Regions from separate parts of the Mus musculus genome. Here regions 1 and 3 are each linked to region 2. The links are chromatin loops, found by intact Hi-C in ENCODE. Cell type or tissue: left cerebral cortex. All regions are shown on one strand.

Evidence for each region. Peaks named below come from ENCODE experiments on the same cell type or tissue, not always from the same donor. Only the 100,000 strongest peaks of a DNase experiment are listed, where the experiment ranks them.
Region 1: a loop joins it to region 2, with 7 times the contacts of the local background. A loop is called at or near these places in 4 of 42 quality-filtered maps.
Region 3: it touches region 2 in a loop (3-fold over the local background); 4 of 42 quality-filtered maps call a loop at or near these places.

Annotation. Positions count from the first base shown.
Region 1 is chr19:57,485,976-57,493,975 of GRCm38, reverse strand. It overlaps Trub1 (TruB pseudouridine (psi) synthase family member 1), which reads right to left. Exons shown (of 8, transcript NM_028115.3): 7 at 6,655-6,711; 8 at 2,971-5,967. The coding sequence ends at 5,708. Among named protein-coding and RNA genes, the nearest start is that of 6720468P15Rik, 19 kb to the left of the region's middle. In left cerebral cortex, no CTCF peak of the experiment used is centred here; DNase peaks (open chromatin) are centred at 5,807, 6,581, 6,781, 7,426 and 4 more places; H3K4me3 peaks cover 196 bases; H3K27ac peaks cover 2,807 bases.
Region 2 is chr19:57,539,625-57,547,624 of GRCm38, reverse strand. No RefSeq gene overlaps it. Among named protein-coding and RNA genes, the nearest start is that of Gm32932, 21 kb to the right of the region's middle. In left cerebral cortex, a CTCF peak has its summit at 3,540; DNase peaks (open chromatin) are centred at 879, 3,869, 4,223 and 4,921; H3K4me3 peaks cover 879 bases; H3K27ac peaks cover 3,399 bases.
Region 3 is chr19:57,606,840-57,614,839 of GRCm38, reverse strand. It overlaps Atrnl1 (attractin like 1), which reads right to left and starts at 3,806. Exons shown (of 29, transcript NM_181415.4): 1 at 3,197-3,806. The coding sequence starts at 3,486. In left cerebral cortex, CTCF peaks have their summits at 3,379 (motif pointing right), 3,996 and 4,211; DNase peaks (open chromatin) are centred at 3,362, 4,055, 4,351, 4,885 and 2 more places; H3K4me3 peaks cover 4,046 bases; H3K27ac peaks cover 2,570 bases.

The sequences.
Region 1 (8,000 bases), 54 kb after region 2:
GGGAACCAATTCAAGCCTAGGTGAGGCCAGGAAGGTTAGAGCCCCAAGGTGAGATTTGTGCCTGGTATGAAGGAATGAGAAGTGGCTACTCTCATACAATGCTACAATGTTACAATGCTACAATGTTACAAGCAGTTACTCTCCCTGCCGGATGGAGGCAGGTGCTCCTAAACAAAGTCCTCCTGCAGGGCTCGGGCAGGCAGGGTTAGGCGTGTTCTGATTCTTGATGTACACACTTGTCACTATGTGTTCAGTCTCTGAAAACATATGAAGCTATAGACTTATGAACAATTTCCTGTGTACATATTAAATCATTAATAAAAGTTTAAAATACACATTCATAGAAGTTCTGATGGTGAAATAAGACAACACTGGACTTGGGATACAGTATAGTGAGAATTCTCCACCTTTGGGTTCTTTTTTTTTTTTTTTTTTGAGACAGGGTTTCTCTGCATAGTCCTGGCTGTCCTGGAATTCACTTTGTAGACCAGGCTGGCCTCGAACTCAAATATTATAAGAATATGTTTTCATTTTAATCCAAGGTATCCAAGATGTGGGGATGTGGGGCTGCTCTGGACTGTCCCCAGCAGCTGACTATGATTTGCCTCATGCTCTAGCAGAGGCATGGCTTTGCCAGCTGCAGATACTTTCTGTGATTGTGTGCTGTTTGGAATTCTGGGAACTTTTCAAAGGAAACATAAATGCTCGGGTCTAGAGAGGAGTTGGTGGTTTTTGGTCCTTCAGGGAGAATGGTTGTGGTTTGTTAGTAGTCATGCTCAAAGCAGAAAGAAATTAGATTCAAGGATCTTTCTACCCTCTATAATTTTTTCTCTCCTATATAGTGAATGGGGGGGGGGGTAAAGGTGTGGGGGGGGTGAGGGTGAATAAAGGGTAGAAAAAAAAAAGAACTCATAAACTAGCAAAGACTGGCTACACTATAGCTCAGTGGAAGAACACTTGACTAAATATGCATGAGATCCTGGGCTTGATCCTGTGTCATGAGGAGGGGCAGGCAACACACACAAGAAGAGATAGATTTTAAATTATATATGTATGTGTGTGTGTGTATATATATATATACATATAGTATACTGTGATGTTTCGGAAGTAAAAGCAGAATACAAAAGTCACTGAAATAAATAATTGTTACTAAGTAGAAGTAGCAGAAGGAAGCATTTGGAAAAAAGCTCTGAGGAAACTTAGGGTTCAGCACAAAGAGATAGAGATGGGGACTGTGAAAGAGCTTTATGTCCAAAACGACATGTGAGCACACAGAAGGACAGATAATAGAAGATGTGTATTAGTCAAAGCAATGGAGGATGAAAATCCTCAGAGCCAATGAATGTGGTAAAACCCAAGTTCCAGGGAACACAGTGACCCACGGCTGGAAGCCTAACGGTTCTAGAAACCAGCCAGACCACCTCCTTTGTATCAAAGGTGGGTAAACTGAGTCCCTCAAAGACAAAGTGCCGCCAATCAAAGAGCTGATTAATGATAATCAAAAAGAATCGGTTGTTTTCTAAGAAATGAAACAGAAATGGAGAAATGAATTCGAAAACAATTCCTAACAACTTTCTGACTGGCCTCAGCATTTTTAATATCATCCTAAAAATGTCTTATTGTAGAACTTAATTTACTTGATGATAAATGAAGACATTATGATTTGAGGGCCATGGAATCTCTGTTTAACATCTGTATTTAAAAGCTGACCAGGGCAAGCTACAGCCGCTCACACAGCACCTTGAGAACAAAACATTTTAAGACGGTCCTTCTATTTAAAATTTAAGGCTATTACTATAATTTCAGTGCCCAAACTGCATGCTGTTATCTTTGTCTGACTTAATAAATGCATCTGTGCTTGACAGTGCTCTTGAATTACATTTCTGCATTATCCAGAGCATGATACAATTTAAATTACCTTTTTCCTCTGAAACAGAACGGCTCACCCTCTAATGGAAACTCAAAATGTTCGTTCTAAGTTTGATTTCAGACTGGTCGGAGGGGCACAAACTGTACCAGCATTTCTGAGGCGGGTGGTTCTCCATGAGTCAGCAACCTCGAGTTAATTCATGTAGTGAAGAGCGAAAGACCCAGCGAGCTCAGGAAAACGTTAATTTGTCTCTTGTTCACCAATCACAGCTTTGAATAAATTCCTATTATTTTAATCCTTGTAGATTTTAAGGTCAGAAGATAATTCTGTGACTATTTTAAACATTCACATGAGACCAACATTTCTCAGAAACCTAAGAGTTAAATAATCACAGTGAGGTGATTTGGTATGTTCCGTGCTGGGATATCTGAAGAAAATTCTAACTTACTTTTTTTGCCCATAAGTAAAATGACTTTAATCATGCCAAGTATCTCAATGCCTGAAATATATAAGTCACATATATTTTTCTGATGTTCTGATTAAATTTTAAAGAGGATGAATGTTGAACTAGTTCAGACCTTGGGTCTTGGTTTCAGCTACCCATGAAAGTTAAGAATATTTAAAAATCGTAATAAATTTTAATTACTCATATTTACACATCTGACGGTAGTGAAACCTAAGAGTCAGCAAAACCTAATATGTTTACAAAGCAAGACACAGGTTGGTGCTGCCAGCCCAGCTGGCTCTTGAGTGCCCTGGGAGATAACCCTGGGCACGCCTGGGAGGATGATCCTGACAGGCTAATTGAAGAGGGATGTCTGTGTTAGCAATGTGCAGGGCCACTCCCTAGGCAGGGGCTCTGGGCCGCGTTAGATGGAGAAAACCTGCCGAGCAGTACCATTGGCTGCTTGCTGTTCCCGGCTGCAGATTTATGAGACCAGCTGTCTGGACCGCCCGCTCTGGGATCCTCAGCTGCAGCCAGAGGAAGCACTCCCCTTTAGGTCCCGTTTGTCAGGGTATTTCATCACAGGACCTGGAGAAGAAACTGAGACAGGCCAGGAAAACCACTTCTGCTAAGAGCTTACTGCAAAGAACTCGTGTTACATACAAAGAAACATTTATTTAGACAAATGAACAGGGTGTGAAGGTAGGTCACACAAAAGCAGGGAAACTTTAGCAACAATGTATAAAATCCCAAACAATGGTGGTACTATATGTTACAGCCCAGGGGATCACAAGCTCTTATTGCTTCCCCTAAAATAACCACATTACAAGAATGTGTCCTAGAAAAAAAAAAAGGCTGCTTATGTGTGTAGCCCCGGGAAAGTAGTTTAAATGAACTGAGTACAGAGATATAACAGATATATTCGTGAAGACTAAATGTGCCCAGATAAAATCGTCTCAAGAATCAGTAAGAGCAGAGGAGCCTGAATTATGTAAATAAAGAGGAAAATGCAATATAAAAATAAAATCCAAAATGAGTGCATTAAGATGGTGAACATTATGGGCATTTTTAAAACCTGCATAATTTCTCCAGCATTTCCAAACAAAAGGAAAAGACTGACTGCCATTTCTTGAACTTGCTTGCTTTTTCATAAATTTTACTCTTCACTATGAGAAGAGTATAGATTGACCCATGGCTGCAGCCGCATATGTAGCAGAGGACAGCCTTGTAGGGCATCAATGGGAGGAGAGGCCCTTGGTCCTGTGAAGGCTCGATGCCCCAGAATGCCAGGGCAGGGATATGGGAGTGGGTGGGTGGGTGGGGGAACACCCTCATAGAAGCAGGGGGAGGGATGGTGGGATTGGGGGTTTCTGGAGGGGAAACCGGGGAAGGGGATAACATTTGAAATGTAAATAAATAAAATATCCAGTAAAAGAAAAAAGAAAAAAGAAACCTCTAGGCTGTATGGTCTATTCAGGCTTGAGCTGTTCATGATGAAGACATACCATGTACAGCCTAGTCCGTTCTAACGGGCAGCAGGATCTAACATCACCTTTGGTTACACGAATTACAGGACATTAGATAGGAATATATAAAAATATAAACATACAGGGTCCCACTCCGAAGTCCTGTGTAGTCCTGGCTGACCTGGAACTCACAGAACTCCACATGGCCACGCCTCCTGAGTGCTGGGATTAAAGCTTCACCGTGACATCAGGCTCAAAGCTGTGTAACTTCCAATTCATCAATTTACCATAATACAACACTTGTATTTTTCAGTCTCATACTAAGAATTCGTTTTTAAATTTAAAAACATTTCATTCTTTTGGTTTTTTATGTGTGGGGGATGGGCACGGTGTACGCGCACTGCAGAGTGTTTGTGGACAACTTGCTGGGGTAGAGGTTCTCACAAAGGTTGCCCAGGGGTCAAAGCTCAAGTCATTGGTCCTGGTGTCACCAGCTGAGCCAGGTTACCTGCCCTGAGTTAACATTAACGTTTTTATTAAAACACGTTGCCAGTCTGCTGAGAATGCCCTGTTGAAGCACCCAACTGTTTATATTAGGTTTGCATTACATTAACCACAATAAAACCGTCAGTCTGCTTATTTAAAATATTTTAGAGGCAACAACCTCTAAGAGGAAAGGTATGAAAAATATAAAAACTTGTACTTTACGGAATGTTTAATAAATCTTCTTTTTGAAAATATACGTTAGTAAATGAGGGAAGCCTTGACTATTGCCACAGCTGTACAATACCTTTCCACATTCCTGCAGGAGTCAGTGGCCTATGCCTCTAACCTCTACACTTGGGAGGTAGATACAGGAGGAGTCTTGGCTACATAATGAGTGGGGCCATCCTGCGTTAAATCTCGATATCTTAAAGTAATTATTTTATGTATGTGTGTGGAGGCATGGGTGTTCGTTCACAGGGGCCCACAGGCCACAAGTGGGTGCTGGGTCCCTTGGAGCTGAAGTAGCGAGAGCCGCCTGCTGTGGGTGGGTGCAGAATCTACACTCCGTGCCTGCTGGACAGGCAGTGTGTCTTCGCCTCTCCAGTGTCCTCAGTTTCCTTGTCTTCAAGAACTCAAAACACACAATAAAAGAATAGATATTACTATAACAAAACAATGAAGCACTCATAAAATCTGCTGTTTGAAAATGTGATCATATTCTTCATAACTACAGAAACCATGTCACTGGACCAGGGTTCCGCAGTCACAGAGAGGCGCTAACGAACAGGCAGGAGAGCATTTTAATTCAAGATACATTCTTTAGTTTATATTCTAGAAAATCACATTTTTGGTACTTTGATACCATGTGGTTGACCACAGAAATAGCTGCCACAGTCCACGGCTACAGGAGCTGAGCTCTGCTGAATACAGGATCTGAAATGAATCACGTCTCACGCTATTTACATTCTGTCAGTGGCCAAAGCAGGAGTTTGTGCATTTACAGATATGTATTAGGACAACGTATTGATTCCCGGGATTTAAGAAACACAGTCACAGCTGAGTACAGCCCACCAGCACCTTCCAGCAGCCATAGGCTCTGCAAACACACAGGACAGCTCGACACTGAACACTTCAAATGTATTCAGAGAATTTCAAAACAACGAACGCCCCCTCCCCGAGTCTAAGCAAAGCAAGTTTGACACTTCTGTGAGACCAGTGGAACCTGCAGCTCAGACTTCAGGATTCTGTCATTAGAATATTGTTTAACTTTTTCATAGGAAAAAGACTAAGGGAAGATCAAATTCAGAAAACTTATTTATCTGAATCCAATCAGATCCATCATTCAGAGACATTAAGACATCTTGCAAAGAACTCAAGAGGTGTATGGGCATTCCTGGTCGGGACAGACACCAACCAGGAAATGATCCTCCCAGGCCGGCCTCACAGTGTCTTAACTGCGTCATCTTCTCTCTTTGTGTCCCTGAGAGTTATATATCCACAGCTTATAACCTGGTCACTGGAGTTGTCAGATTTTAGTTTTTTAAATGTCAGCTCCTCCGGCAGAAGAGACGTGCAGCGCTCGAGGGACTGTTCGATGTCATCGATGGTCCACCTGTCTTCGGGGAGGGCGTGCTGTGCAAGTGTGAAGGGCCCCTGTTTGGTGCGGGTCAGCTCCAGCACGCTGGCACAGGAAGAGAGCTCTACGGTACCCAAAAGGAAAAACGCAAGATGAGCCGCGTGGCGTTCACAATCCACAGTCTTCCAGTCAACAGAACTTCTGACCTCCCAGGGTGCCAGCCCAGCACCAGAGCCCAGAGCCTGAGGTAAGTCACTGCTTCAGCAGGAAAGATGATTTAGGGATGTAAATTTATACCTGTTTTCCTTTCTTGGCATTTGAAGCAAGCCCGGGACATAAATATTCCCACTACCTTGCAAATAGGATAATGTGACCTGTCCACTCATGTGATCAGGGGACAGCAGAGGCAGAGAAGGCACTTTCTGGGTTTGTAAGATTATGGCTTCCAGTTTTTGTTTTTTGTTTTTAAATGATTTGTATCAATGTAAATAATTTTTACAAGGATAACTCTTTGTTCTTCTGACCTCTACTTTGAGTTAAAATGCTTTTTACTTGGAAAGATGTAGGCTTCCCACCCACTCTCGCTGTGTTCATCTTCTGCCCCATCCGTGCTCCCTCTTCCATTACCAGCACCTCCCGGCAGCCACTGGGACTCAGAAGTGCACACTATAAACCCACAAGCATCTGAGCTCAAAGCAGCAGCTCAGTCCCTCCGCCAGTCCTCGGGAAAATGAAAAACAGAAATTTGCCTCTCCCGTCAGAAAGGAGCATGACCGTCTAAACGATGGTTCATAACTCATTCTCTGCTTACCTTTGCCGATGTCACTGACCAGGCTCCGGATGTAAAAGCCTCCTCCGCATTCAACATCTGGAAGGTCAGCAGTGCTGTGGTGAGAGGCTGGCCTCCGGAGAGCTCCACTTTACATAGAAACCACGCTCTTCAACACATGTAAAAATGGCTATGCAAACAATTGAGCCATAAAATATTTATATGCTGAGCCATAAATTATTCATCCAGCAGCATATGTGTTTGTGAGATCCAAAAGTCTGAGTGTGGAGTAGGCAGAAAGTCAGGAACACATTTTAAATTAACTGGCAAGCCGAACCACGTTAATACCTCAGCCTTGTTCATTTAATAGGTTTGAAATAGAAATCCCAGCTCTGCTCTCATGAGCTCGAGATGCTAAAAAGAATATCTTCAGATCTGTACACTTTGTTCATTTACTGTGCTTGAAATGGTCAGAAATCTCAGCTTTTCTATTGCGAGCCGTAGATTTCTTAAATATTTTCAGATTTTATAACATTTGAAAAAACATACATATATAACCAAGCACCAACCAAAACTCCCTTTGCCCATGAGAAGAACTATGCTTCGGAGGCACACACCGAGAGTCCTGTGTGCTCACGTTTCCTCGGAAATACTTCTGAGAAAAACATAACCAAAGCATTAGATAAATCTAAGCCACACAGTGCCGTGGAGGGTGACTCCTGCATGACACCCGACTTTGCAGAAGAAACCAGGTACACTCCCTCTTCCACACTCTCCGGTCAATACAGTGAGGCACTTCTCTGACTGACTGGCAGCCAGGAAACCCTGATCCTCCAGGTTTTACTGGCTCTGCCAAAGTGGAGTCTGCGTTTTCATGGAGTGAATGGAACGGACCACTTGGTAGGTCTGGGGTGTTTGTGTTTTTGTTCGTTTGTCAAGTCGTTTAGAATCAGGAAACATAAGACTGAGCCCGGTTTTGACTGCATCACCGTCTGCAGGAACTTACTGTGTATCACAAGGAGACACTGTGATGGTGGAGGAAGGATAGCTTTGGGAAACCCCATGGGAAAGAGATTCTATTCACCGTTACTGTGAAATTATTCACTGGATCAATTTCAGGAGCCCGAGGACAAAAAACTATATAGGCTTGTACAACTTTAAAACTGTATAAACAAGTATTTTGGCTTTTTATTTGACTTCAAGTATGCATCACATATTCCAATTGAGAGGCTTAGCTAAAACTGTAACCAGGTGTCCAACCATGCTTTTTGTCTTAGCTACTTTAACATCAATTAACTTGCAGTTCACAGCGGAGGGGCCGGCCAACAGAAATCAGTCTGCTTTTATAGCCTCTTATTCCCAATGAACAAAAAGGGCTTCGTTCAAAA
Region 2 (8,000 bases):
TTGCTGTTGATGTGGCCACCACCACCACATTTTGCCACCACCACCACATTTTGCTACCCCAGGATCTACTTTCTTTGGCATTCCACCAAGGTTTGAAGACCAGTGGCTCCCCAGGATTACCACCCCTCCCCCACCCCTCCCCCACCCCACCCCTCGGACTTCAGCACTATTTTGGAACTGCTAAGGCAGCCAGCATCACAGACTGAACAGCTTCCGGGTCCTTAGCTTCTTCAGTGTGAGACACCGCCCACCACTACTGGGCTCCCTGGCCATTTCCTGTAAGTCAGTCTAATAATTCCCTTATACAGTGGATTCACTCTCCTAGTCCTTTTCCTCTTGGGCACCCTGACTGGCTCATTTCTTCTATCTTAGCCCTGCAACAGGAACCCTAGTTTCCTAAAACAGCTCCCCCAACTTGGGAACACAGACCTATGGGAGACATCTACCTCAAACCTGTAGTGTTTGCCAGTGGGCAGGAGGATTCATCTTCACGAAGATCAGAATTTAGTCAGATGTAGGCAAGGCAAATTTCCTTCTGTATTATTAAAGTAGAACAATTTTTCATTACAAATGATCATCACTATTTCTTTTTACGCTGATAAAATCCTGCTGAAAGCATTCAGAGCATGCATTATCTTTTCAACTATCATTTATGATTCGGATGGTGGAAGTCGATGTGAAATGCACGAGGCTACTCGTCTACCCATTTGAGAACAGAAGTGTGTGATTGTTCTGCGTGCTGGAACCCTTTATAGCCTGGGAGCCATTTTAATTTTGCCAGTGTTAGAATTTGCTGTTTAAGAGAGCTGAGCTGATGATGTTTTGAGCCTCTTCCCCCGAGCGCCAAAGCACAGCAGGCAGAACCATTTCTCGTTGGAAGCTGCAGAGCATCCAACACCGATCAATATGTTTGCACGGTGGCCAACGTCCAGCTCTGTTTCTTATTGCTATGAATCATCCAGGAGACCAGGCATTTCGTTTCAATGCCTTGTTCCCTCAGTGCCAATGGTTATGACTTTTTTCTTATTTACAGAATCACAGAAATGAAATTCAGTTCATCACGAAACACTACTTAAAAATGTACGTATGGTTTCCTGAAAATCAGGAGTCAGAGATGGAAGCTGCTGCAGCCTGTATCTAGTGGATCCAAACCGGAGCGTGGCAGCACAGGAACCAACCTGCTGTAGCAACTCAGGGCCTTCATGCTGATCACCAAAGATAACCACCTAGGTGATCGGTGATCCCAGAAAAAGAAACTTTGCCCAAAACCTTGGACACTTCTGCTCTAGTGTTCAATATCCCAAGCAAACACTGGCTACAGCCAGAACCACCCCTGTGTGATTCTGTTCTTCCTGGTGTGGTCACATGGGTGGGGGTAGGGGCCCATACCTGGGCTCTAACTCCACCCACTGGGGGGCGGGGACCAATGCCTGGGCTCTGACTCCACCCACTACTTGGGAGTCTCTGAGAACTGAACCTCTGTTTGCTTTCTCTAATCAGTTATTTGTGTTGGTTTTTAAAGGCATGCTTAAGTTTCAAAACCATTTCTATCACTTTTCTTAGAAGTGTTTTTGTATATTTTCAGTCCACAAATAAAAATAAGGGAAACAATTGGCATAAACTACGGGTATTCCAAATACTCCCATTCCTATGTTTCCTAATCTGATTCTTTTTTTTGGGGGGTGGGGGGTTCGAGACAGGGTTTCTCTGTGTAGCCCTGGCTGTCCTGGAACTCACTTTGTAGACCAGGCTGGCCTCGAACTAAGAAATCCGCCTGCCTCTGCCTCCTGAGTGCTGGGATTAAAGGCATGCGCCACCACGACCGGCTCCTAATCTGATTCTTACACTAACTTTATGAAGTGGGTATCATTTCCCTTCTGAAATGGAAAACTGAGCAAAAGCAGAGATGCTAACTGGCTCAATCTAGTACAACAGGGACTCAGGTATAAGAAAGTCTGGCTGTAGAGGCCATACCTCCAGCCTTTTACCAAGCTCTTCTATATGCCAGCTTTCTGTTATGTGGCCCTGACCTTCACGTAGCCAACACTTCTTTACCTTTTGTGACTACCTTTTCATGGTTGCCTCTGTGACTTCCGCTTTACCACCCCTAATAGAGCCCCTTCTCTACACAGTAAGAGAAGAACTAGAGAATTGACTAGTGGGGAGTGGGGGGGGGGAGAGGGAGAAAGGGAGAAAGGGAGAGGGAGAGAGGGAAAGGAAGAGGGGGAGGGGGAGGGGGGAGGGGGAGAGGGAGAGAAAGTGTACCAGAGGAGGAAGTCACAGAGCTTGGTGAGAACTTTAAGGTCCACTGATCACCTGCAGTGGCTGTCACTCAGTTCTGAGGCTGATAAAAATAGCCAGACCCCATACAATTCACTGTCACCAAATGTGGCTGGCAACCAAACCATAAAATTCCACACCCAGTTTCATGAGGTGAAATGTCCCCTAACTTGCTAATTAGAGTAGATCAGAGAGAAAGGCTGCTCTTGAACAGCGACCTCGTGGTAATTTCTCCTGTTGTCCAGGATAGCCTAAGGCAGGACTGATTTTGTTGAATGAATGAATGAATGAATGAATGAATTTTGAATGGCATCATGTCATTTTCTGGACTGTCATAACTAGGAACATTAGAGCCAAACCAAAAGGTTTTCCTGACCTTATCCAAACTGGAGGCCCTCCTTTGCTACAGAGGGTATCTACCTTTGCTGTACAATTAGACGTGTACCTGCTGCTGTGACAGTGTCTCTCTGTGTGTGACGCTTTGACCCAAGGAGACTACAGAATTGTCTGATCAGTCCCAGAAAGTGCTAGGAGTGAAGCACCTGTCATCTGCCTTGCCCCTTATGTGTGCAGAATGAGAAGACACGAAGGAAGGTCAATGTCCTGCCTGAGGTCACTGTGCTTGTCCGGCTCAGCCACCCTGAAGCCTGCTTCCTAACGTGTGCTGGCCCCGAGCCATCCCATGGTTCTTTTTGCTCTCTTTGGCACTTAATGCCATTTGCGGGCTCTGGTCATTTACGCATTTCCGTTTCCTGGTATCTGATTCTCTTTTAGTGCCCACGAAGAACATTTCCACTGTGGCAATTACTCCATCATCCTCTCCAAGCAGGAAGGTTTGAAAGGAGGGCTGCTATTTTTCCATGAGTGCAATTATTTATGTGCACAAATAACTGTGCACATAATTGGCTAATGGAAAGTGCAATCGGCCACATGTGGGCATAATTAGCCACTTGCCCCTCGTTCTGAGGGTGTAATTATCAAAGCGGGCAATTTTATATCTGCGGATAATTGTACATGCAAGAGAGAGTCGGCTAGGAAATTCAGTCCTTAATTACGTTTCATGTCCTTGTTACCGGAGAAGCAACACAAAGTAAAGGTAACATTCACGTTTGGGATGAGCCATCCGCTCTAGCAGTGCAGAAGATGTAGTGTTCCTACCTAAGCAGGGATGGGCCTGGATCTCATGGATGAAGCTACACAGTCCTTGCCAGAAAAGCCCCAGCATCCAATTACCCTGGCGGCCTCAGTGAAGGCCTCCTAGTGGTCAGCCATCTGCCTTGGCAGACAGGAAGCCTCCGTTTCGCTCTTTCCCTGTCTCGGGTATCATCTTTTGCCTTCTCTGTTTTAACATTTCCCCCTGCTTTGAGGTTTTATAATCTGAGAAACTCCTGTCAGCTTAGACCGGTAAGTGATTTGTTCGCTGCTGGGAGTGGGTCATTTAAAAAGCTTAACAATGTCTTTAGTCATCCGTCCAGGCACGCACAGAATAATGAAGTGAGAATGCGCGCGTGTCTCTGTGGTTCTTCTAAGACCTCAGATGGCAGAGCTTCCTCAGTCTCTGCTGTGCCCCCTGCATTCTGGTTTAAACAGCTCTGCCGAACCCTTCCCACTCTCCCACTCAATCACACAAAAATACACTCGCTAGCAGCAGAACCTAAAAATACATGTCACATGCAGGCACAACGGAGGGTTTAAAAAAAAAAACATGAATTGACTCTTTAGGAATATGCAGGCTGAATGCAATTTTAAAAAAAGAAACTAAACATCTCTGATTACACGCTGCTTCTCCATCAGACTGGTGTCTTCTGGACGGGGCGGTGTACCGATGTGGTTGGGGAGGGGTCTTCTAATGTTACAAAGACCCATGTGCAATGCTGTGGAACGGTAGATAAGTTGCTTAAACATTTGGTTGGGTTTCTTCATGTAAACAAATGCAAGCAGAGCCCTGAGCCCAATACTCAGGTTCCTTGTAAAGGCTCTGGTAATGAAATCTATATCACAAGTATTATGAGTGTCCTTCATCTCTAGTGTACCCTGTCTCTACCAGGCCCATGACACTATGCATATGTGTGTAGTGCACAGGCTTCATTTTATTTACCAAATGGACAGGAATGTGGGCTTACACATCTCTGAAGGGCACATAGCCTCATGCCTGTAAGAGGTGCCTCCAGAGCAAGTGATGCCTAATAGTCGACCGTCACACAGCACCACGTGGCAGCGTATTAGCATGTACTGAGCTCAAGGCCAAGGTCCTACTTGCTTTTATGGTTTCTGGACCTGAATGCAGTCTTCTATTCTTTACTATTCCCTCTGGGACCACCCTCACAAATGTAGTTGGGGATCTCAAATCTCTGTTTCTATTTCCTTAGCTTGAGGACCACTGACGCTCTGTCTTTCCTCAATGGAAAGTCTCACGATCAGAATTTTCATTGACTTTGCTGATTCATCTTTCTGACCTTGCCAAAGACCTGTGCCTATTTCGTGCCCACACTACTTTGCGCCACTTCATGTTGATAACTTGAAACTGGTTGTAGTTAAAATATTTATAGCATAGAAGCAAGCAAATGAAACATAGCAGGGCACCTCCTCCAGAAAAGTCAGTTGTTAGACATTTTCCTGAGGACTGTTATATATATACATGTTTATATTTATCTCAGACCTACCCCGCCCCCATCCCTTCACACAAGTGTTCTTCACCAGTTCTCCCTGGCTTCATTTACCTTCCTATTTATATCATAACGGCTTTTTTCAATAACACAGTGACTTGGTCTGTTTTGTGCTGCTATGCCAGATACCTGAGTTGAGTAACTCTTGAAGAATGGAGACTTATTTCACGGAGGATACAGCGTCTAGCTGAATACAGAGGGTGTACCAGCTAGATGTTGTTTGGGGGTTGGTTTGGTTTTTTTCAACTTGACACAAACTAGAGTCATCTAGGGAGACAAGGTTTGCTTCCATTCGATTGCCTATGGTCAGGTCTGTGGTGTGTTTTCTTGATGAATGGTTGATGTAGGAGGGCCCAGCCCAATATGAATTGTACCACTCCTGAGCAGGCGGTCTTGGGTATAAGAAGGCAGGCTGAGCAGCCAGGAGGAAACAGATCAGTAAGCAGCACTCTTACCCGTGCCATGGCTTCTGTTTCAGTTCTTGCCTCCGGTTCCTGCCTTGAGTTCCTGATTCTGATACTTATGTATCTGGTAAGGTCTCAGATACACAGTATCGACAACACAAATGATAAAAGCTTCCTTATTTAACCTCTACACCCTATCCGTACCAGGCACATGGACTGCAACTGTGAACAGAAACAAAAGACCATTCTTTTTAGGTGCCTCTATGGCAATGAACCTACCCTGGAGAACCTGAGTGACTTACACGCCCATTAAAGGTCTCAACTCTCCACACCGCTGTATTGGGGGCTGCCATGGTTTGTATATGCTTAGCCAGGGAGTGGCACTATTAGAAGGTGTGGCCCTGTTTAAGTAGCCTTGTTAGAGTAGGTGTGTCACTGTGGGCGTGGGCTTTAAGACACTTATCCCAGATGCCTGGAAGCTAGTATTTCTGCTAGCAAGCCTTCAGATAAAGATGTAGAACTCTCAGCCCCTCCTGCAGTGTGTCTGCCTGGATGCTGCCCTGCTCCCACCTTGATGATAAGGGACTGTAAACCTCTGAACCTGTAAGCCATCCCCAATCACATGCTGACCTTTTTTTTTTTTTTTTTTTTAATTTACTAAACCTGATAGTGCTCATCTCACAAAGAATCCAATCATAAATATTACCTTGTTGAAATTTAAAAAAACCTATGGTGGTGTGCTTACCATTGCAGAAATATATTCCAAGAATGGCTCTAACATACCAACAAGTGACCCTCCTGGTTTTCCTCTGAAGTCCACTGGATAGAAGCCCGAAGCAGGAGGCAGGAAGCAGGGAGGTGTAAAATGAAGAAGAGTGTTCATTAAGGATGTGGCCCACTCCCCTCCGACCTCTGCACAGGACACACTGGGTTGGGAACACTGGCCTGCATAGACCTTTAGGAAGTGTAAGCAATTTTACAAACGCGATGAGATTTCTGACTTCTCCTGAGAAATCTTCAGGAATGGCCGCACGGGGTTGCCTTCTTCATCAGAACACACTTGGCTGCAAGTGAGCTGCTCCTTCTAAAACCTCCAGGCATTCCACAGCTGGAGCAGTTCCTCGTACTGTCCGACTTCCCCAATACTGCTTCCGTACAGCCCGAAGAACCAATCAGTCCCGTTGTCTGGGGTCATGAGAGGTTTTGACGCTGGCCTAAAAGGAGCCCTTAAGCTCACTCACTTTAATTTCTTCCCCTACAGTGATGTTGTGCATTGTCTCTGGAATCTCATTTTCATTCTGAACCTTCATAGTTCATCATACAAAGTAGATGCTTAGCTAACAGAATGAAGTCTCACTGAATGACAGTCTTTGAGCAGGAGTCTCTCCAACTTCTCCCAAGGACCACTCTCCTGCCGCAAGGCTCACTGAAGCTCAGGACCATTCTCCTACCGCACAGTGTGCAGAGAACCACCCACAGCGTTTTACCATGTACTTTCTTGGTAGTGGGGAAATCTCATGTAGTCCTTACCGGACCCGGGGATCTCTGAACCAACACACCAGCGAAGCTCCTTCGATCAGAGAGATTTCTATTGGATTGAGACTTCAGTGCTTCATAAAAGGCCCATCGTGCTAATGAAGTCTCGTCATCCTGGTTAAGATAGTTACCACAGTTGGCCTCAGTTTCCTCCTGGGAAAAGCACAATAAACATTCTACAGGTTCCCACCTTGGTTTCCTCCTAAAGTGAGGTTAGTACACTAGATATACGGGTACTTCCCACGGCTCTTCATGAGAAGACTCTTCACCAGCTTAAAAAAAAAAAAAAAAGATAATTTCTGAGTTCCTATTAAATAAGCACCTTTGTGCTTTGATATAGGATGAAGTGGAGGACCTTGACCTTGGACTCGCACTGCCAAAGCTGTGTCACCGCTGATGTGGAAGAAGGCCTGGTGCGCACGGCTCGCAAGCGTCTGGCAGCTCACGCAAGAGTGGCTCTCATACTAATTAGGGCGGAACAAAATGGATGCCTTCCCTTTTTTTGGTAGAAAATTAAAAACCAAGAAAACTGTTGCCCCATCTTTTGATGTGACTTAACACCAGAGGCGGGTGTGAAGAGAGGCACCTGAACTGAAAGGAAGGGGAGAAAATACCATGGTGCTAATTGAATTCCTATCTTCTCCTTTCTCAACGCCAGAAAAACACAACCAAAGCTCTAACTGACCCAAATGGGCCCCTTCTCAAATTAAAAAAACTAGAATAAATAAACTGTTGCCAACTGCACCGGGGTTAAAAGTGCAGTGTATACAAACGGTTCCTAAGGAAGCAATTTCCAAAATAGAAGCAACAGGATTATTTTAGGGAATATTTATTTATCACATACCAAGGTGAAGTAATAAAGTAATAAAGTAAGGACTTCATTTAAAACTGTATTATTTACTTTTATACTTCATACTTTCTTTTCTGAGACATGGTCTTATTATATATCCCTGGCTGGCCTAGAACTTGCTGTATAAACCAGGCTGGTCTCTAACTCAGAGGTCTGTCTGCCTCTGCCTCCTAAGTGCTAGTGGGGGAAAGGCATTTGCCTCCACTCTGAAAAATGTAGAACTCTTGTATCTAGTCAAAGAAAACAAGACAAATATCTAAGATA
Region 3 (8,000 bases), 67 kb before region 2:
CTCGAAGGTTTCCTGTCATTAACAATAAAGATTTGATATAAATTTATCACTTAAAGAGGAGCTTACAGCTGGCCTGGTGGCAGAGGCAGGAGGATCTCTCTGTATTCAAAGCCAGCCTGGTGTACATAGTGCGTTCCACAACCAGTTGTGTGTAGAGACCTTTTCTCAAAGAAAAAAAAAGTGGCTTAGAAAAAAATAATTAAAATTCTAATCCTGCCTCTTTTGTTGATAGAAAACATTCCACTATTTCACAGTATATACTCACTATTATAGCAGTTACTAAAAATATAATTCCATCATAAATTTGTGCTATTTAGAATCCAAATTTGACTAACCTGAAGGTCTAAAAATTTATGTGGAGAATAAAGTTAATGATTCTTAAAGTACCCCATACACGAATGCTTATAATTCTATATTTACAAATAAGTCACATACTGTAACATATTTCCCAACCTCAGACTTAAGAGATTGGTAATGAGTATCAAAAAAAAAAGTCTAAATTTCAATACAAAACCAATTCTTATCAATAAAACTTTCAACTGCTCTACAAAAATAATTTAACCAGCTTCTAACAAAAATATCATTTGTCGTCTATACTATTATTCGTAGATTACATCAGAATGTTTTCCAGCCTAACGTTATGCAATGCAACTGAAATATAATTTCAATTAGGGCCTACCATAGTCTTGATTCTATTTCAAACTGGCCAGGTGCTTTCTGAGTCTCACTCCTAAAACCTTTAGTCTGTCATTAGTGAAAACGGGTGGTCATTTTGTTTTGCTTTTGTCAGAAATGTCTTACAATTTTGAAGGGTTTATTCTTTTCAAATGGAAACAAACAAAAGACTACAATGAAAGCCAGGAGCTCTGGCACATCCCTTCTACTACTGTTTGCTCCTGCATTTCTACGTCAATCTTCAGATGCAAAAAGGCCTTTGAAGAATGCTCATTCCCTAGCTACGACATCCATAATAGAAGAAGACTAAGGTAACATACCCATTAATTTTGACACCTGCTTACTAAGATTAATCAATCACTTTTCACTACTATGTGTAAGGCTGCTCTTATGTTCAGCCTAGCAAAGACTTGAGCTATAATTGTCAAGTTCGGTTCTTTTGCCATGAAAACACGTCTTCAAATAAACTGTTCATAGCTCATTAGGTACTTTACCAAGAATAGTTTTGTACTTCTAAATGTCCAAAGCCTTTAACATCAAATACACTTTCTTTGCCCCTAAACGTATGCCTGAGAAAACAGAGACTTATACTATGTGTATTTACCCTAATAACTTGTATTTCATAGAAACATTAAGCAACACTTGAATCAGAATAGCAGCTTCCCAAGCATGACTATTCAATAAGTTCAGGACTTAACCTCATTTAAGTATGTCTACTCTCCTCCTGTTAACAATGTATCTAGTTCATGAACATCTTTCAGTGTTACTTGGTTACTTTTAACTTGATCTGGGTGCTTTCTCTTACTTACTGGGACAGCATCTAAGAGAAGTCACAGAGTGCTGATCTAGCTATCTGGCTGTTAACAAGCATCCCTACTCCAAAACACAGGACTGGACGGAAGGTCTCAGGCGGTGGTGCTTCATAGCCTCTTCAGATAAATGGAGCTAACTCACCGCCACAACGTTACAAACAATCCTACTCTGTAGAAAACCTGGACAAGTGAGTGTAGCTTTTTCCTTGTCCATTGCTCTCTCCCACAAGATATCCTCTTAACAAGTAAAAGGGCTGGCTGGCTAACACTATCACCGACAGGGGAACTAATGCTACTCAAGAGGCATCATAAAATCAGATCTTGCTTTCTCATTGTAAACTTTTTTAAACTTTTCAGTGGCACCTCTCTTTTTAAATTACTTTAAAGGTATCTGTAAAAGTTATGTATTCACTCCTAAAACTTTGAACTCTGGAAATACTTACTGCTCCAAACCAATTTTATGAAATTTCACCTAAGATTTCCCACCAAAACCAAAAACTAAAGAATAAAATCTACTTAAAATTTCAAAGTGTCATTTAAGACAAACATTTTTTTACACTTAATATGGGGTATTGCTCTAGCGAGCAACAGTAAAAATGTGGGAAAGAAAGTAAAGAAAACTATGCTGTGATTAAAACGCCAAGGAAACCACCCTGAAATAGATTAATAATGTCAGCCATATTCTTACCTTTGGCTCAAAGCCAGAGATACTTTACCTAGATTCTGCTTTCATCTCCACAACAAATACTAGCCATCTACATAGTATTATTTCACAACCACAATCAGCCGTAAACTTCATGTTAAATATCTAGGACAAGCTTTCTCGGTGACCGCTTTCCTGCAGTTTCTCAGAGAAACCCACTTCTCCGCCTTCCCAACGGCCACCCCACTTCTTTTTATAGAGGCAGAAATCTAATAAGCATCAGCCAATAGGGAGAAGTGTCTCTTCCCCAGAGATGCAGGCTCCTTAGCACCTTGCTTTTCAGCAAAACCAAACTGCTGTCCCCCATACACCTGTCAAAAGTCACACAAAGCCATGACTGTCCTGATAAACCCAACACCTCTAAATGCATATTCTGGAGTGAAGCTGGCTGGACTGGAATCACGACTCAGCATTTTCTGCATAACCTTGATCGAGTTAACTTAAATTGCTGCCTGGATTTCTCTCTGTAGGTTCTGGATAGAAGGCGTAAAATTCCAGTAAGTTATAGACTTATGGGGAAATGGGTGAGAGGACCAACCTAGAAACTTATAACAAGGTACAGATCGTAGTTTGCCCATTGTAAACCCTATTTACCACACTCGACGATTACTAAACCGAGGCGTGCTCTCTGACTAGAGGAACAGCACAGGGAAGGAGCTGGGCCACAACTTTAAACCCTGACGCCTCTGACTTCTCACAATGTTCATGGATTTTTCATGAGTTATTTCCTCCGTTTCTGATGGAAACAGATACTGTCCTAATTGGCGGAGTTTGGCACGAATTGGAGTGAGAACATTCTTTCTGCGCAGAGGATGACAAGCCGCTGAGGACATGCGGAAAGCACCGAGTCAGCCCGGGCTGGGCGCCTGCTGGAGCTCCCCGGGGCACCCGGAGGCTGGAGGGGCGCAGCGTAGGGCCCCCTCCCGGGGACCCCGAGGCCAGAGCGGGGCGGGGAGCTACGCTGGCGGGGCAGGGCTGAGGCTTGGGGTCCCACGGTAGCACTTACTTGAACCTGCCCTGGCAGTGCTGGCACTGGTCCCCAACCCAGCCCGGGTCGCACAGGCAGGTGGAGTTGACACAGCGACCGGAGAAGCAGGAGCCAGTCCTCTCGCAGGGCTTGGACTGGGACACCTGAGCATAGAGCGCCAGGTAGAGGAAGCCATAGCACAGCAGCCAGCTGTTCCCGTCCAGCAGCAGCCAGGAGGAGGCGCCCCCACCGCCCGCCGGCCGAGCCCTCCACAGCACCGGGGAGGCCGGCTGCGGGGCACCCGAGCGGGCCCGGACCCCCGGCTCCATCTTCCTCGGCGTCCCGGCTCGGCGGGGCTGCGCTCGCGGGAGCGCACGGGGATGCCGCTGAGCGGGGATCCCGGCCGCAGAGGACCTCGCCGCCGCCGCTGCTGTTCCTCGGCTCCTCAACGGCGCCGACCCCCGTCCCGCTGACCGGTCCGGAGCGGCGGATCCCAGGCGCGGCGGCCTCCGGTCGGCTGCCTCCAGTCACACTCGGGCATCGCCGCCCGCTCCCCTGACCTTGTCCTCGGCGAGCCGAACCCTGCAGCCACGGTAGCTCCGGGAGCGGAGCGAAGAGCCGGCGGCGCCCCGCGCTCCGGAGGGGACCCGAGGGGGAGGGGACCGGGCGGGAAGGGGGAGGGGACCCGCACGGCCCCGCCTCGCCCGCGCCCCGCGCCGAATGCCGAGGCTCGCCCGGGAGGGCGGGGCCGCGCGGGAGCCCCCGAGATGGGCGCGTCCAACAGGAGCACGCGGGGAGGGGAGGGCGGCTGTCGGTACCCGGCGGTACTCCTGCTAGCCTGAGATACCGCAGCAGCCTGCTTCCCTCCGTCCTCCAGACACAGTTGCTGTGGCCGCGGTCGCAGCCCAAACTGCGGAGAGACGTCCCCGCAGCCTTGTGCGTACGCACTCTCGTGGCCACTCCCCCCCCCTCGGTCCGGGCGCGGTGGTCTCGCCCGGCCCCTGACGGGGACCTGGGACTCCCCCGCGCGCCCACCCGGCCGGCGGGCACCGCTGGGAGTGCGTCCCCAGGTGTGGCCCGCGCCGCGGAGCCCACGGAGGAGAAACCCACTCCGACCTCGGGGCCTCGGCAGGAAGGCAACCTTGTACTCCGCGGGCTGCAAAAGTGAGGCGCCCGCCCCAGCGCTCCCCGAGTCTCCTGCACGTTTCTTCTTCTTCTTCTTTTTTTTTTTTTTCTTAAAAACTCCCAACTACACACAAAGAGCTGAGCATGTGCAGCCAGCAAAGTCTTAAAGGCACCGCGGTCTGACCACGTTATGGGGTGCAGGGACAGGGCGGAGTGGGGTGAGGGGCTGCATGGGGCGCGAAGCTGCTCCCGTGGGGCGACCTCAGCCGCGGCGGCTCTTTATCGCCCAATCGGGGCTCCTCATGCCCAACAAAGAACTGCTCCGAGAGCCACCCCTCCCGACGCTGCCTCGGAACCTCACCAAATCTTCTTTTCTCTTGTCTATGTTTCCTCCTTCGTCTGGGACACTATTCTCTCTTGAAAAATGTTGCGACATCGGGGCTTTTTTTTTTCCTTCAGAAAAGCAGAAGTGATTTCCAGAAAGGGCCCTTTCCCGTTTTCAGCGGCATCTATTTCTTCCTTGAGATGACTTTCCAAGATTTAATTGCATAAGCTGAGATATGTCTTCTACTTTTCTCTATACGGGCCTGTTAGCTGAACCCTTGAGAGGAAGCTGTGCACAAATTGCAGGCAAGCACCCTCGAGAGTTGTTGGAGCTCCACCAAGGAGCAGGCGGTACGAACAAGATTGTGAAACTCACCAGACATTTCTGACAGCTGGAGCAGAAAAGTTTTGGTTGTAACCACAGTCATAATATTATTGTTAAGATTCACTCCGAGTTTATTTTGGGAATAATGTACCCACGTCATCTCTTTTAATCTCCATCATCCCAATTCACAGAGAAAATCCTCTATTAACCCCATTTCGCAGATGAGGGAATAGCATGAGAAAGGCTGAGGTGCGTGTTGGTAGCAGAAACGGATCAAGTCCTCTAACTTGTGTGCGTTTTCAATGTTTATCAGCCCACTTCTGTTTGCAGCTGCTTTGTTCTCCTTTGGTGAATAAAACATAAGTGCTGGCTGGCTTGGTTTGCAAATACCTCAGCAATGACTTAAGAGGAAAACAAAAGTCCTGGAAAAAAAAAAAAAAAAAAAAGGCTCCTTCCCAAAAGAAGAAAGGCAGCTGATTCTCACTTGTACAAAAAAAAAAAAAAAAAAATCCATTTCCGGGACACAATAGTGTGAGCCATGTCCTGTAGAGCCTGAAATTTGGCCTGCCCCATACTTTCCCACCTTTTCCACATTCTGGTGTTCTTCAGAAAGAGGGGGGCAGAGTTAAGAGGATCTTGTTAGAGGCCACTCCTTTTCACTGCAGTGACAAAAAGAAAAAGGAAAAGGAAATCCAAACCCTTTAGGATCCTCTGTTGGTGGACAATCTCCTTGGCTTTTCCTTTCTTCTTCTCTTCCTACCAGCTGAAGTTTAAAGTCAGCTACATCTTTCTCACGTCTAAGGTAGTGTCACTTTCAGACGTGTGGAAAGTGGTCAATTCTTAATCCCTCTCGTGAATAAAGGTAATTCAAAGGGTACACGGGAGTCTGTCTCTCTAACAAGAGAGTTCACAGCTCAGCCACACGCCGACTGGGGCGTGTATTTGAGTGAAGGGTTTGCCCATTAAAAACACACATCTGTTGCCATCTGACCACTGTAATCATTCACCGTACACTGAACGTGCAGCCCCAAAGGCCTCCTCTCAATAGTACCCTTCGAATACACTTGAATACATTAAATTCATATGAAAGGATTCACATAAGGATCACACCAAATCTCTGCTTCGCCTATATCCTCTTTCTCCTTCGAACTGTTTCTGTTGACGTTTTATGAGCAACTATGATGAAGTACAGGTACAGAAAGCAAAACTGAATAGAGGTAACGTCTACCTTTGTATTGGGCTCACAAATTAGTAAGCTCCCAATAGACATGCGTGTCACATAATCTGCAGATATAAACAGAGAAAACTTAAATGACAGCGACAAAACCTGTGCAGCATCTTGGCTGATGTTTCAGTATCTTCTATGATCAAAAAATGTTTAAACTCCCAGGTTGTCACATCCTAGCAGGCTAAACAACACCGAAGGAATTCATAGGACTGGTGACAGCAGCCATCACTCTGGCAAAGGGTTAAAAACCCCCGAAGAGAGAAAAGGGCAAAAGCCAGTTTCACCAAAGTAAAGTTAAATTGTATAGAACTAGTGATTACAACTTATCCAAGAAGAAACATACGTGCATTTGTTCTCTCAATAATTAACTAATATCAGGGACCCTTGGATATTTGGGGCATTATGTTCACTTCTATTTAAAGTACTTTTAAAATTTTTAATATGGTAGACAAAAACCTAAGAGTTCTCTTTGCCAATGTTTGCAAAGGACATTCAAAATGATAGTTTTTAAAGAACAGGGGGAAATAAGTCCACTGATACAGAATTTTGTCACTCTAGAAGCAAAGGCTTCTATTCAGACGACAGAAGGCAGAATTGCCTGACTGAAAGGTGGGCTCTGCTCTGGCTCTTGTTCACCATTGACTCACACGAGACCTCTGAAAGCAGCCGGAAATAAAGAAAGTAGCAGGCAACACAGTCTCAGAGCAGGAAACACCATGGTAGGACCAAGCCAGCCAGGCAGCATCTTTAAGACCTAAGAGAGCTTAGATGGACTCTGACAGATTGGGGAATAAAGAAAAAGTCAGATTTAAATATTCACTAAGAAATATGAGTGAGGTGAGAGGTGTGTGCTAATCTGAAACATCGCACCCTCCCAACCAAAAGCTAACATTCTGCCTCCCCCTGGGCCCGTTCTTTGCTTCCATCCCCCTCTCTTGCTGTTGTGCTTGCAAACACACACACCACTCCTTCTTCTGCCAATTTTTCTACTTAACACATTTCAAACATATTGTTATAAGTAAATCCAGAGAAATAAATCCAAAGATTCTAAATTCACTAGGCTGGGCTAATATAATTTTTAATTGAAAATAAAATGAGCATTCTTAAACTTTTCTTTCTAAATATCCACACGTATTACCTTACCTCCTCCCCACAAATAATAAATTGCCAAGACGTGGTCATAGAAATTTGTCTTTTATGAAATCTAGTTATTTTTTTAAAGGCACAGACTATGACTCCTCTTAAGCAACGTGAATCAAGTATATCCATCTACCTGGGCATGGGAGTGCAGGTCTGTATGCCCAACACTGGGAAGGCAGAAATGGGACATCTCTAGTTCAAGACCAGCCTGTCCTACATAGTAAAACCCTGACTCAAATAAATATAGCACCAATAACTATTCCCTCTGCAAATCTCACCAGCAGGAGCAGAAAAGGTTTTGCTCCTGTAATTGGAAGCACATTTGCTCCGCTTTAGAGTTTAGAGGTGTCAGCTCACGATGACAAAGAAAATGAAGAAAGATTTCATTAGCGATCAGAGGTGGCTATGCATTTAGAAATATCAATGAGGGACGCAATGTACATGAGTCTAAGGGGCCCAGGACAGCTTCCATATAAGGAAACAGTTACCACAGAAGGCAGAGTCTGGGTTCTAGGATGAAAACGGGGGTATTGGTGACGGTGAGGAAATGACTCTTTGGGGATGTGGAAGCCCTTGGGAAGGAAAACATGGGATGGAGGCGCCACGGGCTCCTGAGACTCCTCAAAGAGTCCTGATCTGCAGAACGTGGCATTAGATCTCAGACGACTCCAAGCACACCTTTAAGAGAGCAAAAGGGAATC